Regions from separate parts of the Homo sapiens genome. Here region 2 is linked to region 1. A link is a contact called in ENCODE Hi-C or POLR2A ChIA-PET data. All regions are on one chromosome and are shown on one strand. Each heading gives the region's core, a stretch centred on a gene start or an enhancer-like site at or near the end of the contact. The rest is flanking DNA. Distances are from core to core; before and after follow the strand shown. Region 1 holds the start of TSC22D2 (TSC22 domain family member 2). Region 2 holds the start of WWTR1-AS1 (WWTR1 antisense RNA 1).

Region 1 (7,632 bases), core at 2,570-5,069:
ATAGGGGAACTGAGGGAGTAATAGACTTGTCAGCAATCACAAAACGAGATTATAGCAAAACTGGAGCTTACTCTTGATCTGTCCAACTAGGAAATGTAGTTTAAAAAAAACTTCATCCTGACTGGCCACATATAATATTTAAAAAGAAAAATAAAGAAGTAATATAGTCATTAATGGATTTTGTTTGGATTTTCTGTTGCCCTACATTGCAGAATTTAAACAAGCTTGTAAAACCGCAGAGCTAATATCTTACATTCTAAGTTAAATTCCATAAAATATAATACAGGTCTTAATAGGACATTATGTTTATTTCAGTTCGAAATGCACCCTTTACTTTTACCAAATTGCTACATTTTGCTTGAACATCAAAGGTCTTTGGAAGTCAAGGAAATCTTCATTAAAAAAAAAAAAAAGACAACATTGTTTCATAGTATATTAAACTCAAAAAGAGTATTTAATAGAAGTTTCCTTAAAAACACCTCATTATCAAGTAAGCATTTGTGCATCTCAGTCAAATTATACTTTTCTTTATAATAGTATTTATGGAATTTTATTAGCCTTAGTCCTTTCTCATTACATTTTTTTTTCCTTTTTGGGCAATACCACACAATGGTCTCACTGAAAGGGTTTATTAATATGATATTGTTCCAGAAATGGAACCCTACGAAAATCATAGTAATAAATCAAGTACTACTTATTTAGACAACTGATATTTATTTCCAGCAAATGCTTTGTGGAACCTGAAAACTATTCTCCATTTTGTATTTTTCTATTAGGTTGGTGCAAAAGTAATTGCAGTTTTTGCCATCATGTAAGTGACAAAAACCACAATTACTTTTGCACCAAACTAATAACAATTTGGTAATAAAAAACACAGAAAATAAGCATAAACTATTTCTAAACTCCAGAAAAAATTGTTGACTGGGATATAGGTAGTCCAATTCTTAATACACAACACAGGGAATGTTCAATAAATGTCACTGTCTAACTGATAGTATTAATGCTAAAGGGTTACTTCTCTTTGCCTAGGCCATTGCTTAATTTCTATGGAAAGTATTTTCTTTATCCCATAATGTTTAATGCATCATTATTATTTTAAATATAATATACCTTCATTGAAAAAAAAGAGGTTTTCTTGAGTATCTAGAGTTTACATTCCAGGATTTTCTATGAAATAATTCACCATCTGCTACTGATGAGGTTAGATAATAACTTAGGAAAATTTGGGGGTATGATGTTTACAGATGATGAAAAGATGTTGCTGTAGCAGTTTTTTATTTTCATCAGTAGAAACTGTCCTTAGTTTTTAACTGCTTTTATTCCCCTGCATTATGTTTTCTAAATGTATCTCCCATGCATCACTGCAATTTGAAATATTTGAAAAAAGTACCAGGTACAGAAGAAACAGTCAAGTTGGGGGCTCTAAGAGCAGTAATCGAGGATTCCCACAGCCTCTAGTATGGTCTCTGGGTACAGGCATGCAGCCTGGTAACTGCATTAAGACTCCTAGTCTTGAGGTTTGGGACTCCAAGGATCTCTTTATTCCAGTGAGTTAGGCTACCATCTTACTTACTAACCACTCTCTATACAGGGAGCATATGTACTTGCATATACATACTGCTTTCTATCATTTAAATTAGTTATTGAAAGGCTTTCAATTCTTTGTGGACCAACTTTTGAATTACATACTTTTTTGTTTAGATATAGCTATGCCACTTTTTGTCCTCTACGTTGATTTCCAACTTACTTGCAAAAATCAGAATTCTTATTTCTTTGTAGCAGTTTGATGTAATAAATTCTGTACATTTTTTAAGGGCAAATGTATAAAAGTAGCTAGGGCTTTTAAACTTTTGGAAAACAATATTTTCAAGAGAACTATTAAACACAAATCCTTAACCATCTAAATGACACTTTTAAAAGTTATAAATCATATGCTTTTCCTAAGATGTCTTTTAACATCTTTAGCCCCCTCCTTACCAGAAATTTAGTCCACTTCTGGATCTCTTCTAAATTATCTTTATCTTTCCTTTCATCTCATAATATATCATTTTAAGGAGAAATGGTCTTACAGATTACTTTAAGATTTTTCCTCTAAATGTACGATTTAAGAGTATCATAACGAGTAATCAAGAAGTTTATATGATAAGATAATGTAAAGGGATGAGCAGGCATATAATACTCATTTTTCCAAAAGCACCACCATCAACACTACCCATTATAACCACCTTAAACATCTGGTAAATCAATCCAAAATTAAATTAAGCTTTTATAAATTCATATTGGGTTTAACCATTTGATCTAACTTATTGATGGAAAACTGCCTCTAACAATTACTGAAATTACAGACTTAGAAATGAAACATTCCATTAGCTATCTCTGCCACAATAGCATAACGTTACATTTTGTTCCATTACTTTCGCCCAGCCCCTTAAGAAATAGGGATTTTATGTCGTCTTATTTCACATTCTGACTCCAGTCACTTGGGTTTGGAGGGCATGGTTTCCACTAAAGTTAAAAGACCTAGCTCTATAAATTACAACTAAAGACCTAAAAAATTCTCTGCAAATTTAATTCTCAAAACATCTTTTGGGATAAAAAGTATTTCTATTCTTCAAAGATTAGAGAACCGAGTTCAACGATTTACTGATTTAAGTTATCATTATGTGATTGCTAACGCTGCAGTAGATATGAAATCACGATTTCCATTAAGACTTAGATTTTACCTAAATGACGACTGCTTTAGTATGTCAAAGTTTAGGAGCCCATCCCCATTTTTTTAAACTGCTTAAAAGAATGGCCTTAGCATGCCAAAGTTTAAGAGCCCATCCCCATTTTTTTTTAACTGCTTAAAAGAATGGCCTTACCATTTTCTTTGGCCAGGAACTAACTACAAGATGATAAATTTGCCAGTACTTTCTTTTCATAGTTGTTCTTTGCATTGGAACAGGAAAGGGTGCTTTATCACTCGTTACGGTTGTTCATGGCCCAATCCAAATCATATAATACGCTGGCTGCTACTAACAGTTTTAGAATAAACAAAAAGAAGAACTATAATGCAGTAGGTTCTACATTTATAAAGCCCATGAGCTGATTTCGTGCCGAAAGTAAAACAGTCTCAAGAGTTTAAATGAATCCTGGAATCACAGCAAATTCAGGAAATTTAGGAATATGTTGGTAACCCTTAAGCTTTTTAAAAACTGACTACACCCTGGGCAAGTAACCACCCCCTGATGCCGTTGTGGGAGACAGAATTTCTGGCAGGAAGATAATTTTCTGACTCAATCTGGCTTGCCGTTCTTGTTTAATCATCCCCATTTCTCTGAACATTTTACTCCTCTGACTACAATGGTCAACATTTATTTTCAGAAGTTTTAAAGTGATTTAGTTCTTCCAGCCGCACCTCTTTTTATCCCATCTAAGTCTTCCCCAGCCCCCATTCCTATCGCCCTCGTTTCACTAAGATTTTGCTAAACATTAGACACAAGCACATGACCTCCAGTCTTCCACTGTCTCGGAACAAACCGACATAAAAACATCTGATTAGTTCCATTGTAAGCTTCCCTAGGCTTAGAATTTAAAATGGTCTTTAGCTCGTCAATGCTTAAAGAACCTACAACACAAAATTTAAATTTTAAAAATTTTAAATAAAGAAACCGCTCCCTTTTTTAACCTTTAGCCCCGCCCATTGCCCCCCACCCCAGGTTCCACGCGAAACTGCAGGAAACCGGAGGGGGCGGAGCGGTGACGTCACGACGCCGGTGCGTCACGGAACGGCGGCGGCTGCGGCGCTGGCGGTGGCTGCGGCAGCGGCGGCATTTTAGTCGGCAGCGGCGGCGGCAGCGGGGCTGCTGCTCCTCCCAGCATCCCTGGCGCGGCCATTTCAGCCCCATCTTGGCCCAGCGGAGGGAGCTGCAGCCGCCGCTTCAGCAGTTTGAATTTCAGTTTCTTCGGGGTTTAGGAATTGGGCGCACCGAGGAGGAGCCGGAGAAGCCACCACCGCTACCTCACACAGCCGGGGCGCCTCCGGTCCCGTGCCAGCGGTCTGCCGCCGCCGCCCCTCTCTGAGAGAAGCCGCGAGGGGAGGCCGAGACCGCCGTCGCCGCCCGCCCGCAGGGGTGGTTCCCCCTGTAAGGGGAGGACCGAGCCGGCTTTCCCCTCCCCCAGAGCGGGTTTCCGCCTGAGGCAGTCGACATGTCCCTGGGGCTGAGCTCCGGCTAGAGCCGGGGAGGGAGGGCCGCCTGCCCGCGCCACAGCCCCACCGCCCGCCCGCGGACCTTCAGCCAGCTCCGGCCCGCGGCTCCCGGCTGAATTAGGCATCTCCGACTCCGGACTCGCCGCTCCTTCCCTCAGTCAGAGAGCCCAGCGCTGACGCCGGCACCGGCCTGAGGAGCCCGAGCGGGGCAGCACCGCCCCTCACGCCGCCGCCACCGCCTCCTCCTCCTCCTCTTCGCCCTCCCACTCCCACCCCCAGCCAAGGCCTGCTGACCGCGCCGAGCGCCGAGCTGGACTGACCACGGCTGCCCGGAGACGAGAGAGGAAGCAGCCGGCCCGCCCCTGGGTTCGCGCTCTCGCCGCCTCTGAGGGAATTGAATTGAGGCGCCGCGGCTGCGAGAGCTAAAAAGGAAGGAGGAGCCGCCGCGGGACTGAGACGGGGGCAGAGCCGAAGAGACCGACACAGAGAAGGAAACGAGGAGGAGGATGTCTCACCGGGCGGCCAGCGCCTGGATCAGCCCGTGACTCTTAACAGCGGCGGGCCTCAGACCCCAGCGCAGACTCGGACTTTGTCTTTGGGGGCCCGTGCTCTGCCCTCCCCGGTTTCCGACAGGACCCAGAGGAGCCGGCGTGCCTCTCTGCCCTCCAGCCTTCTTCACCATGTCCAAGATGCCGGCCAAGAAGAAGAGCTGCTTCCAGATCACCAGTGTCACCACGGCCCAGGTGGCCACTAGCATCACCGAGGACACCGAGAGCTTGGACGACCCGGACGAGTCACGCACAGAGGACGTCTCCTCCGAGATTTTCGACGTCTCTCGGGCCACGGATTATGGCCCTGAGGAGGTCTGCGAGCGCAGCTCTTCCGAAGAGACGCTTAACAATGTTGGGGATGCGGAGACTCCCGGGACCGTCTCCCCAAACCTCCTCCTAGATGGGCAGCTGGCAGCGGCGGCTGCTGCTCCCGCCAACGGAGGAGGAGTCGTTTCGGCCCGGAGCGTGTCTGGGGCGCTCGCCAGTACCCTGGCGGCGGCTGCCACTTCGGCCCCCGCCCCCGGAGCACCCGGCGGCCCCCAGCTCGCGGGCTCATCCGCCGGGCCAGTGACTGCAGCCCCATCTCAGCCTCCCACCACATGTAGTTCCCGTTTTCGCGTGATCAAGCTGGACCACGGGAGCGGAGAGCCCTATAGACGCGGCCGATGGACGTGTATGGAATACTATGAGAGGGATTCAGACAGCAGCGTCCTGACTAGATCCGGGGATTGCATTAGACACAGCAGTACTTTTGACCAGACTGCGGAGCGGGACAGCGGCCTGGGCGCCACCGGAGGGTCGGTGGTGGTAGTAGTGGCCTCCATGCAGGGGGCGCACGGGCCCGAGTCGGGAACTGACAGCTCCTTGACTGCTGTGTCACAGCTACCCCCGTCGGAGAAAATGAGCCAGCCCACTCCGGCCCAGCCGCAGAGTTTTAGCGTTGGGCAGCCACAGCCGCCGCCGCCACCCGTAGGTGGGGCTGTGGCTCAAAGCTCGGCTCCGCTGCCGCCGTTCCCGGGAGCCGCGACCGGGCCGCAGCCAATGATGGCAGCCGCGCAGCCCAGCCAGCCCCAGGGAGCGGGGCCCGGGGGACAGACTCTGCCGCCGACGAATGTAACCCTGGCGCAGCCGGCTATGTCCCTGCCTCCGCAGCCGGGCCCTGCAGTGGGCGCCCCCGCGGCGCAGCAGCCCCAGCAGTTCGCGTATCCTCAGCCTCAGATACCGCCCGGACATTTGCTGCCCGTCCAGCCCTCCGGCCAGAGTGAGTACCTGCAGCAGCACGTGGCCGGCCTGCAGCCGCCAAGCCCCGCGCAGCCCTCGTCCACCGGCGCCGCAGCGAGCCCCGCCACGGCGGCCACCCTTCCCGTGGGCACCGGCCAGAATGCTTCCTCGGTGGGCGCGCAGCTCATGGGCGCGTCTTCCCAGCCCAGCGAAGCCATGGCCCCCCGGACGGGACCAGCGCAAGGCGGGCAGGTCGCGCCTTGTCAGCCGACTGGAGTGCCCCCGGCTACTGTGGGAGGCGTGGTGCAGCCGTGCCTCGGTCCTGCCGGGGCTGGGCAGCCCCAGTCCGTGCCTCCGCCGCAGATGGGTGGCAGTGGTCCGCTGTCAGCCGTACCTGGTGGCCCTCACGCCGTGGTGCCCGGAGTTCCAAACGTGCCTGCAGCCGTGCCCGCTCCAAGCGTGCCTAGTGTGTCTACCACTTCTGTTACTATGCCAAATGTACCCGCGCCTCTGGCCCAGTCGCAACAGCTGAGCAGCCATACGCCAGTCAGCAGGAGCAGCAGCATAATCCAGCATGTTGGGCTGCCCTTAGCGCCAGGCACACACAGCGCACCAACAAGTCTACCACAGTCTGACCTAAGCCAGTTTCAAACTCAGACCCAGCCTTTAGTCGGGCAAGTCGACGATACTAGAAGAAAATCAGAACCCCTACCTCAACCACCACTTTCTCTCATTGCTGAAAATAAGCCTGTTGTGAAGCCGCCTGTTGCAGATTCCCTGGCAAACCCCCTTCAGTTAACACCTATGAACAGTCTGGCCACCTCTGTATTCAGCATAGCTATTCCTGTTGATGGTGATGAAGACAGGTATGGAAATCTCTATTTTAAATATTTGATAGAAATGCTTGGCCAACATTGTAGCTTAGGATGCAACTTTGGGAGATTGTTGTCAACGGAGGCCCTTAGCATTTTTAAATACAAAATTTAGTTTTTGGTAAAATTGATTTAGATTGCTGATGCTGATGTCAAAGGGTGTAATGAGCGAATTGGTCTTGTCACCGTTGTTTAAAAGCACTAAAATGGGTAGGGATGCAACATTGTTTACTCAAAAAAAGGTGAATTTAAGCTTAATGCTTACCATTTAATGGTGGTAGCTAGTGTGTTATGCTCCCATAGAATTGTCCTTTTCTTACATATCAATCACACTTGAACACGTAAGGCAGAGAGATTTGTCAGTGTGAGTTTTGAGGCTGAGACATAATAATACTACAAGTTTTCCTTTCTGGAAAACCAGAAGGTCCTCTAGTGAAAAAAAAAATCTATGTAAGGAATCTTCTCCAGTGTATCTGGAAAGGCTGGAGACATAATGGTGAAATGTCAAATCCGGCTTTGAAGATCATACTTAGTTCAGCCTTTTGATTAAAGGAGGTACAAGGTCACGAGTCTTCCCAGGGACTTCTCTAAGATACTATTTTTTTGTTGTTAAGCAAAAAATGTACTGGAAAGATATTCTTACTTTCCATCAGTCTATTTATTATAGGAAAGGGAGGTTGAGATCGATCCTTTAACTGTAGTGAAAGCTATAGTTCTTGAAATTAAGAGTAATTTTATAATAAAAGTGTAAATGTTAATAATTGGCTCCCTGTATTTAGGGATGCTTTTTTTAATG
Region 2 (7,632 bases), core at 2,127-4,626, 750 kb before region 1:
AGGGCTGGGGCCAGGCGTGGTGGCTCACACCTGTAATTCCAGCACTTTGGGAGGCCGAGGCGGGCAGATCACGAGGTCAGGAGATAGAGACCATCCTGGCTAACATGTTGAAACCCCGTCTCTACTAAAAAAAATACAAAAAAGTAGCCGGGCTTGGTGGCGGGTGCCTGTAGTCCCAGCTACTCGGGAGGCTGAGGCAGGAGAATGGCGTGAACCCGGTAGGCGGAGCTTGCAGTGAGCCTAGATCGCGCCACTGCACTCCAGCCTGGGCGACAGAGCGAGACTCCATCTAAAAAAGAAAGAAAGAAAGAAAGAAAGAAATCATGTAGGGCTGGGCATGGTGGCTCAAGCCTGTAATCCCAGCACTTTAGGAGGCCGAGGCAGGCAGATCACTTGAGGTCAGGAGTTCAAGACCAGCCTGGCCAACATGGTGAAACCTCGTCTCTACTAAAAATACAAAAATTAGCCAGGCGTGGTGGTGGGTGCCTGTAATCCCAGCTACTCAGGAGGCTGAGGCAGAAGAATTGCTTGAACCCAGGGGGCGGAGGTTGCAGTGAGCCGAGATTGTGCCACTGCACTCCAGCGTGGGCGACAGAGTGAGACTTTGTCTCAAAAACAAAAACAAACAACAAACAACAACAACAAAAGTCATGTTATTACATCATATTCTTGACTCCACCAGCTACTTAGAAGTCAAAGGACTGAGCACATGTCCAAACTATCACTCAATAACCCAGAGAAGACCAGCTGTGGCATAAATGACCATCAAGTCTGTTTCAGAATCTCAGCATTACACCAATCTCAGAAACAACAAAAGAACTCCTTGGACAAGATATCAACAGCCTTGAGATGGGGAAGTAATAAGAATTGGTCACTGGTATGAATCAATGGGCTCACTATAGTAAACTTCATCCATCACTGTGTATTCATTCTTAGGGCTCTCTCATAGCAATCAGAGCATCAAATATTAGTGCCAAAGAAAGGCTTGATTAAACTTTTAAAATTGTACATAGTGTCTTCACTTTTGCACTAAGGCTACTCTACTAAAGAAATATGGGCTTTAAAATGAAGTCTAAGTCAAGTTCTTAGGAGAGGAGTTTCCCTCACTGGCAGTGCAGGCAATCCTGAAACAAGTGGTTAGGCTGGCACAACCTCCATCTTTGATAGCCTGACCCTATGACCTCAATGGAACATTTCAAGTTCCAGCCTGGTTTCTCCTGAGGAATGTAGTTATCTTAGGGTACCACAATTGAAACAACCTCCTCTAGTGTTTGAGAATATATTTTCCTGTGGGGTGTAATTTGAAAATTTCAACTAATGTAAAATTCATGACATCAAAAAGCTGGAACAATGTGAAAGGAAGAAGAGTGACAAAGCAGGCTTGTGATTTGATGGTATTTTAGGTTAACAAGTTTAATGTAATAAAACTCCTAACAATTTCCACACGATTGATTTGTCCAGCCCACAACTACTCCACCACACAGTTGCTAATAACATCACTGTGCTGTGTGGTCATTATGTCACCCAGCTGGGAGCACTATGGCCTACCAACCACTGTTCACTTTTCCAGCTTGCTTTTCCCAAGAAGATAGAAACTGCAGACCACCTACTTCACCAAAAGTCCCTCTGTTCCCCAAGCTTCACAGCTTTTCTCTGATTTATCTCGGTGTCACATCCCAAAGGGCCTGGCTCTGGACTATCTGACTTAGAGTGGCCAAGGAAGGGACTAAGGGTCTGTGCCCAAGAGTTGGCTTCAGTCCTGCAGATTCAAGGCAAAGTCACCTGTGTGTTTTATGGTGGATGAACTTCACCACTGCTTCTGATCCCTGCTTCTGATCCCTTACAATTCCAACACTCAGAGACTCACTCCCTGCTTCCAGCTCTCCATATCTGTGAAATAACCGTGGAAGGACACGCACCATCTCTCTCTTTCTCTCTCTCTCTCTCTCTCTCTCTCTCACACACACACACACACACACACGAACACACGCGCGCGTTGGGCACTGTGACTTGGTGCCTTCTTCGGCTCCAGGCTGACTTACTTGAGGAAGTACCTCTGGCCAGTGGCCGTGAAGGTCATCTCCCAGCCCGGGGGCAGTGGCAGCTCGTCGGTCACGTCGTAGGACTGCTGGCGGAGGTGCGCGTGCTGCTGCGCGGGGCTACCCGCAGCACCCGCGCCGGTGCCCAGCTGCAGGGACGCGGGCGACGAGTGCGAGCGGACATGCTGGGCACCCCCAGCCAGTCGAGGCCCCGGGTGGCCGCCCGACGAGTCGGTGCTGGACTGGCGCGAGTGCGAGCCCGAATCAGGCTCCTTAAAGAAAGACTCCGGCAGGATCTTCTTCCGCCACGAGCTAGGCTTCGGATTCATGACAGAGTTGAAGAGGGCTTCGAGGTCTGTGTCTAGGTCCTGCGTGACGTGGATCACTTGCTGCCCAGGCGGCGGGAGCGGAGGGGGCGCCGAGGCCGGATTCATCTTCTGCAAAAAGAAGGTCAGATCAGCCTTTTATTTAAAGTCGGAGGAAGTGGGTAAGAGGGTTACAGGGTGAGAGGGCGAGATGGTGGGAGAAAGAATAGAGGGAAAAGGAAACGAGGAGACAGATAATTGCCCGCCTGGAGATCCCAGACACTCAGCGGTAAGACCAGCAGGATGGGGGAGGGGTCCCTCCTGGCCTCGAGAATTATGCAACTTTCTTGAAGCAAAGAAGTTGCCTGGAGGAGGAGAAGATAGGGCGAGGGGTGGAGGGAATAACTGCACTCGGGGCTTGCTGAACCGCAGGATGGCAAAGGAAAGGTCGCACGATTCCAGGACAGGCAGCCCCCCGAAAGAAGTTCAGCCCGAGCCAACTCCACCACGTCTCGACTCCGGAAGCCCGAGGAGCCTGGAGCCCTGGAGTGGTGCCGGATGAGCGCGCGAGCTCCAGCGGGCACTACCTGGGCGGGCAGCGAAGCTGAGCCTGAGCGCGCGGCGGCCGCCGTCCCGCCCGAACTTGCCGTCGGGCCTGGGTCGCTCGGGTGAGTCCCGAGATTGCGGAGCTGGAGCCGAGGCTTGGCTGACAAATCCCGACCCGACTCTGTGCCTGGCAGTCTAAGGGCTTCGGCTCTCACATCCCCCGAGCTGGCCTAAGGCGCTAGTGCTGGGCGAAAAGGAGGCGCAGGAGAAGCAGACAGCGCGGCCGCAGCAGCTCCCGGACTGTCCCATAAACAAAGTTTGGAGCAAACTCCCACCCCCAGGAAAGAGGCGGGCCCGAAAGTTGAGCTGTTGAATTATGTATGACCTCCTAGTCCCTAGCCGGCCAGCCCCCGCTCGCCCCTCCTCTTCCTCCTCCTCCTCCTCCCACCTCGGCTCCAGAAAACCCTGGGCGTGATGGGTACTTTACTGGGTAAGAGGAGACGGGTGCCCCCCACCCACTCCTCCCGGCCGCGCGGACCTCTCCCGCTCAGACCTGCATCTGCATTCCTTTGAGTTTACCACGGACTTGGGGCGGGATCAAAGGGAAAGTGGCCTGAGCCTGTTTCATCAAGGGGTTGTGGACCGAAACCAAGGCCGGGGGTGGCGGAGGGCACGCGGATGAGGGGCTCAGGCCTAGGAAGGGCCGGTCCTGGACACCGCGCCCTCCCCTGCAGCCAGGCGCCGAGGCCTGCAGCACCCGGAGCGCCGCACTGACCCGCGATTCTGCCCGAAGGCCGGCCCGGGTGCGCCCCGGCGCGGGGAGACACCAACAAGGCCAGCTTTTCCACGAGAGGCTGCTTAGCTCTTGTGACCATATTTGGTCTGGCGAGGAGGCATCTTGGCTGCCTGGCTCTCAATTGTCTGCTAGAGCACAGACGGTGCCCAGAAAGTGCCTCTGTCACTGGAGATGCGGCTTCGCCAACGGGTGGGTTGTAAACAAACAACTTTCAAACCATTCATCAATCCTTAATTTCCTCTACGGGGGTGACTCAGGCCACTAGAGATTGAGAAGAAAAAGCTGGGTGTTGGAAGAGAAGAGCAATTGCACCCCCCTCCCCCGCAACATCCGTGAGGGTTGTGGGAGGATTGGAATGTCCCTGCCGCCCTCCGGGGAGCCTGGAGCCGGGATGGAACCCGAGCAGGTGGCTGGAAGTAGAGAGGGTGCGCCAGTGACCCGAAAAAAGCCACCCACCTTCCCACCAACTAGATCTGGGCGAGGGATGGAGACCCCCTGCCTCTAGCTAAGGGAAGAAGGTCAAGTCTGGCGAAACAGCTGCGGGAAGTAGGAGGAGGCCTTGCCCTTCAGAGCAGCTCAATTTCTTTTCTCTCTGGTTGCCTCTCCACTGAGGGGAAAGGGTGGGGGGAGATGGCGAGGTAAGCCAAATTCCAGGAAGCCCCTACTCCACCCCATTTGATTCAAATAGGAGTTTATTAAGTAAATCAAACGAGACAATGTAAAGCACTTCGCACAGCACCGGGCTGGTTACGTAAGTGTTTGTTAAATAAAAGAGAACTGTATGTTCTTCAAGTTCACGTATTGTGCCTTAATTTTTTTTTTTTTTTTTTTGAGTGACGTCTCCCTCTTGTCCCCCAGGCTTGAGTGCAATAGCTCCATCTCAGCTCACTGCAACCTCCGCCTCCCGGGTTCAAACGATTCTCCTGCCTCTGCCTCCCAAGTAGCTAGGATTAAGACGCCTGCCACCACGCCCAGCTAATTTTTGTATTTTTTAAAAGCAAAAATGGGGTTTCACCATGTTGGCCAGGCTGGTCTCAAATCCTGACTTCAGGTGATCCGCCCGCCTCAGGCTCCCAAAGTGCTGGGATTACAGGCATGAGCCACCGCGCCCAGCCTGCCTTAATATTTTTACAGGGTAAAATAAAGTCGAAGTTAAAATCTGGAGCTGCCTTGGAGGAGAAAAGTTTAAGGAAAAGACAAGGCCACTCATAGTTTTGCCTCGGAAAAGGTAGAATTTTGGGGCCACTCCCTGAATGGCTGCATCCATATCCAAAACAGAACCACCAAAGTGAGCCACTTCCCCTGTTATCTGTACTTGGAGGTGGCTCCAATTCCAGACTCCTCATAGACTGGAAGAAATTAGGGCCATCTTAGACTAAGGCAGGCATACACGTATCATCCTTTTTTTTTTTTTTTTGAGATGGAGTCTCACTCTATTGCCCAGGATGGAGTGCAGTGGCATGATCGCGGCTCACTGCAACCTCTGCCTCCCTGGTTCAAGCAATTATCCTGCCTCAGCCTCCCGAGTAGCTGGGATTCTGTGCAGCAAGTCCTCTGCCCATAGGACTGGCAAAAGGAAAGGGGAAACTAGCACAGGTCACTCCTTGGAAAGTAGAATCTTTGCAAGCTACTCTCAGAAGCCATCACAGTTGCAACAACAGGGGAAATAAGCTATCGAACAAGAGGAAGTGACTGGAACCTAATGATACTAATTCAGAAGTCACAAGGCTGACTTGATGATTAAAAGATGAAAACTTGAGGCCAGCCCTACTCTAGGAAAGTCCTCACTCCCGAAGAAAGGTGAGAATCAGGGTTGGAATTAGATGGGCAGTGAGAATCTGGGTTGGAACTGGATGGGCAAGGATGCAGTCTTCGTTTCTTTCCAAGCTTCAAGAAATAGATAGTGCAACAGATAAAGTAGATGTATGAAACGGAAATTGCCCTTAACACAGGATAACTGAAAAACTCCCAGTTCCCAAATAGCATATAAGATGTAATAGTGAATAATTCAAAAGATTTGCTGTTGTCCCAGCCATTCCAACAACAGCTTCAGATTAAATAACATTTACAGATGTCTTGTATGTATCAGGTACTGCCCGTAAGAGGCAGCACAGTGGATAAGTGTATAATTTCTGGAACAAAACAGCTGAGTCACTTCAGACAAGACATTTAAGCTCTCTATTCTTGGGTTTCCTCCTTTGTAAATTAGGGACAATAACAGTACCCACCCCACAGGATTCTAGGTGAAAACACATACACATTTTATTTGTTGATATTTGATTTAGAACACAATATTTGAAGCTGGCTCTATCTGCTACATTATGCAAGTAGCTTAGCATTCCTAAGTCACAGTTTACTCATTTACAAATTGGAAATAATATTGTGGTAGTCTCTCTGCTGCGTTGCTGCCTTTCAATGGCCCAGCCTCATGTTATTTATACCTTTACGTAGCCCCTTCCACTTAATCTGGACTGGGCCAGTGATTTGCCTTAACCAGGAAAATGTGGCAGTGAAGTTGTGCCACTTCCCTGCCTTTCCCATCCCATCCCCTAGGAAGGTATGGAAGCTTCCACTTTGTACTTTTAGGAGACCTGAGCCACTAAGTAAGAAGTCCAGTTACCCTGTTGGATAAACCACATGGAGAAGGAAAGGCCCTGAGATACTTGGAGAGAGGGAAAAGTCCAGCTGCCCAGCACCTGAGCTGAGCCCAGCCTCAGCCAACCCCACCGGCTGACTGCAAACACATCAGTGACCACCAGTAAGACCAGCAGAGCTGCACAGCCAAGCCCAGCCCAGATTGCAGAATTGTGAGCAAATAAAATGGATATTGCTTTAAGCCACAAAATATTGAAATGTTTTTTAAATGTAGAATGTGCATTCTAAGAATAAAAAGTTGCAAATAAAGTCTTTTTTTTTTTCTCAGACAGGGTTTCACTTTGTTGCCCAGGCTAGAGTGCAATGGCTTGATCTCAGCTCACTGCACCCTTCACCTCCCAGGTTCAAGTGATTCTTGTGCCTCAGCCTCCCGAGTAGTTGGGACTACAGACGTGCACCACCACGCCTGGCTAATTTTTGTATTTTTTTAGTAGAGGCAGGATTTCATCATGTTGGCCAGGCTGATCTTGAACTCCTGGTCTCAAGTGATCCGCCCACCTTGGCCTCCCAAAGTGCTAGGATTATAGGCTTGAGCCACCATGCCCGGCCACAAATAAAGTTTTTTTTTTTTTTTTTGAGACGGAGTCTTACTCTGTCACCTAGGCTGGAGTGCAGTGGCACAATATCAGCTCACCACAACCTCCACCTCCCGGGTTCAAGCGATTCTCCTGCCTCAGCCTCCTGAGTAGCTGGGATTACAGGCACCCACCACCACACCTGGCTAATTTTTGTATATTTAGTAGAGACGGGGTTTCACCATTTGGGCCAGGCTGGTCTTGAACTCCTGACCTTGTGATCCACCCGCCTCCACCTCCCAAAGTGCTGGGATTACAGGCGTGAGCCACCTCGCCCGGCCAAATAAAGCTCTTAACACAAAGCCTGCTTAACATAATAAAGCACTCAACAAATATGGCTGTTTTGTTTCATGGAGACCTAAAGATAAGGAAACTGGATCGATGAGTTAGAAAGTATTTTGTCCAAATATATACAATGAAACCATGTTAAAAAAAAACAAAAAACCCTGAGATTCAGCCCAGGGTTGTAACTCTAGAGCAGAGTGCATTCTCCAGACTGCATCCTGTGTGAGCCAGGAGTTGCTCCCTGGTATTGCCATTTTAAATCGTGTGATACTTTTTGTCTGACTATCTCATAAAGAAACTCCACAGCTTTTATAAGATAATCAGTTGAGAGCACACTCCTGCTGATAGATATGTAAATCTTTCCATTTGCAAACACTTTCCAACAAAGTCCATGCCTGCTTCTAAATCCTCCCCACAACACACTTCCTACT

Evidence for each region. A loop is a pair of places that touch in the nucleus more often than their neighbours do. ChIA-PET counts read pairs that join two places held with the same protein, here RNA polymerase II (POLR2A). Pooled maps may share reads with other maps.
Region 2: a loop to region 1 is called in a map of gastrocnemius medialis, with 6 times the contacts of the local background. The contact joins the promoter of WWTR1-AS1 here to the promoter of TSC22D2 in region 1. A Hi-C loop is called at or near these places in 1 of 168 maps with a recorded cell type or tissue (gastrocnemius medialis), 1 of 37 single-sample maps with no recorded cell type and 10 of 50 pooled maps. POLR2A ChIA-PET finds 5 or more read pairs at or near these places in 2 of 52 experiments (H1 and PC-9).

What each region holds. Positions count from the first base shown.
Region 1 is chr3:150,404,479-150,412,110 of GRCh38, forward strand. It overlaps TSC22D2 (TSC22 domain family member 2), which reads left to right and starts at 3,820. Exons shown (of 3, transcript NM_001303264.2): 1 at 3,820-6,830. The coding sequence starts at 4,873. RefSeq lists silencers at 3,911-4,510, 5,181-5,350, 5,611-5,890 and enhancers at 4,881-4,930, 5,637-6,516.
Region 2 is chr3:149,654,834-149,662,465 of GRCh38, forward strand. WWTR1-AS1 (WWTR1 antisense RNA 1) reads left to right here and starts at 3,377. Exons shown (of 3, transcript NR_040250.1): 1 at 3,377-3,875; 2 at 4,545-5,486; 3 at 6,273-6,531. It overlaps WWTR1 (WW domain containing transcription regulator 1), which reads right to left and starts at 3,192. Exons shown (of 7, transcript NM_015472.6): 1 at 2,932-3,192; 2 at 2,043-2,476. The coding sequence starts at 2,473. RefSeq lists enhancers at 3,019-3,598, 3,206-3,275, 3,836-4,045 and a silencer at 3,506-3,665.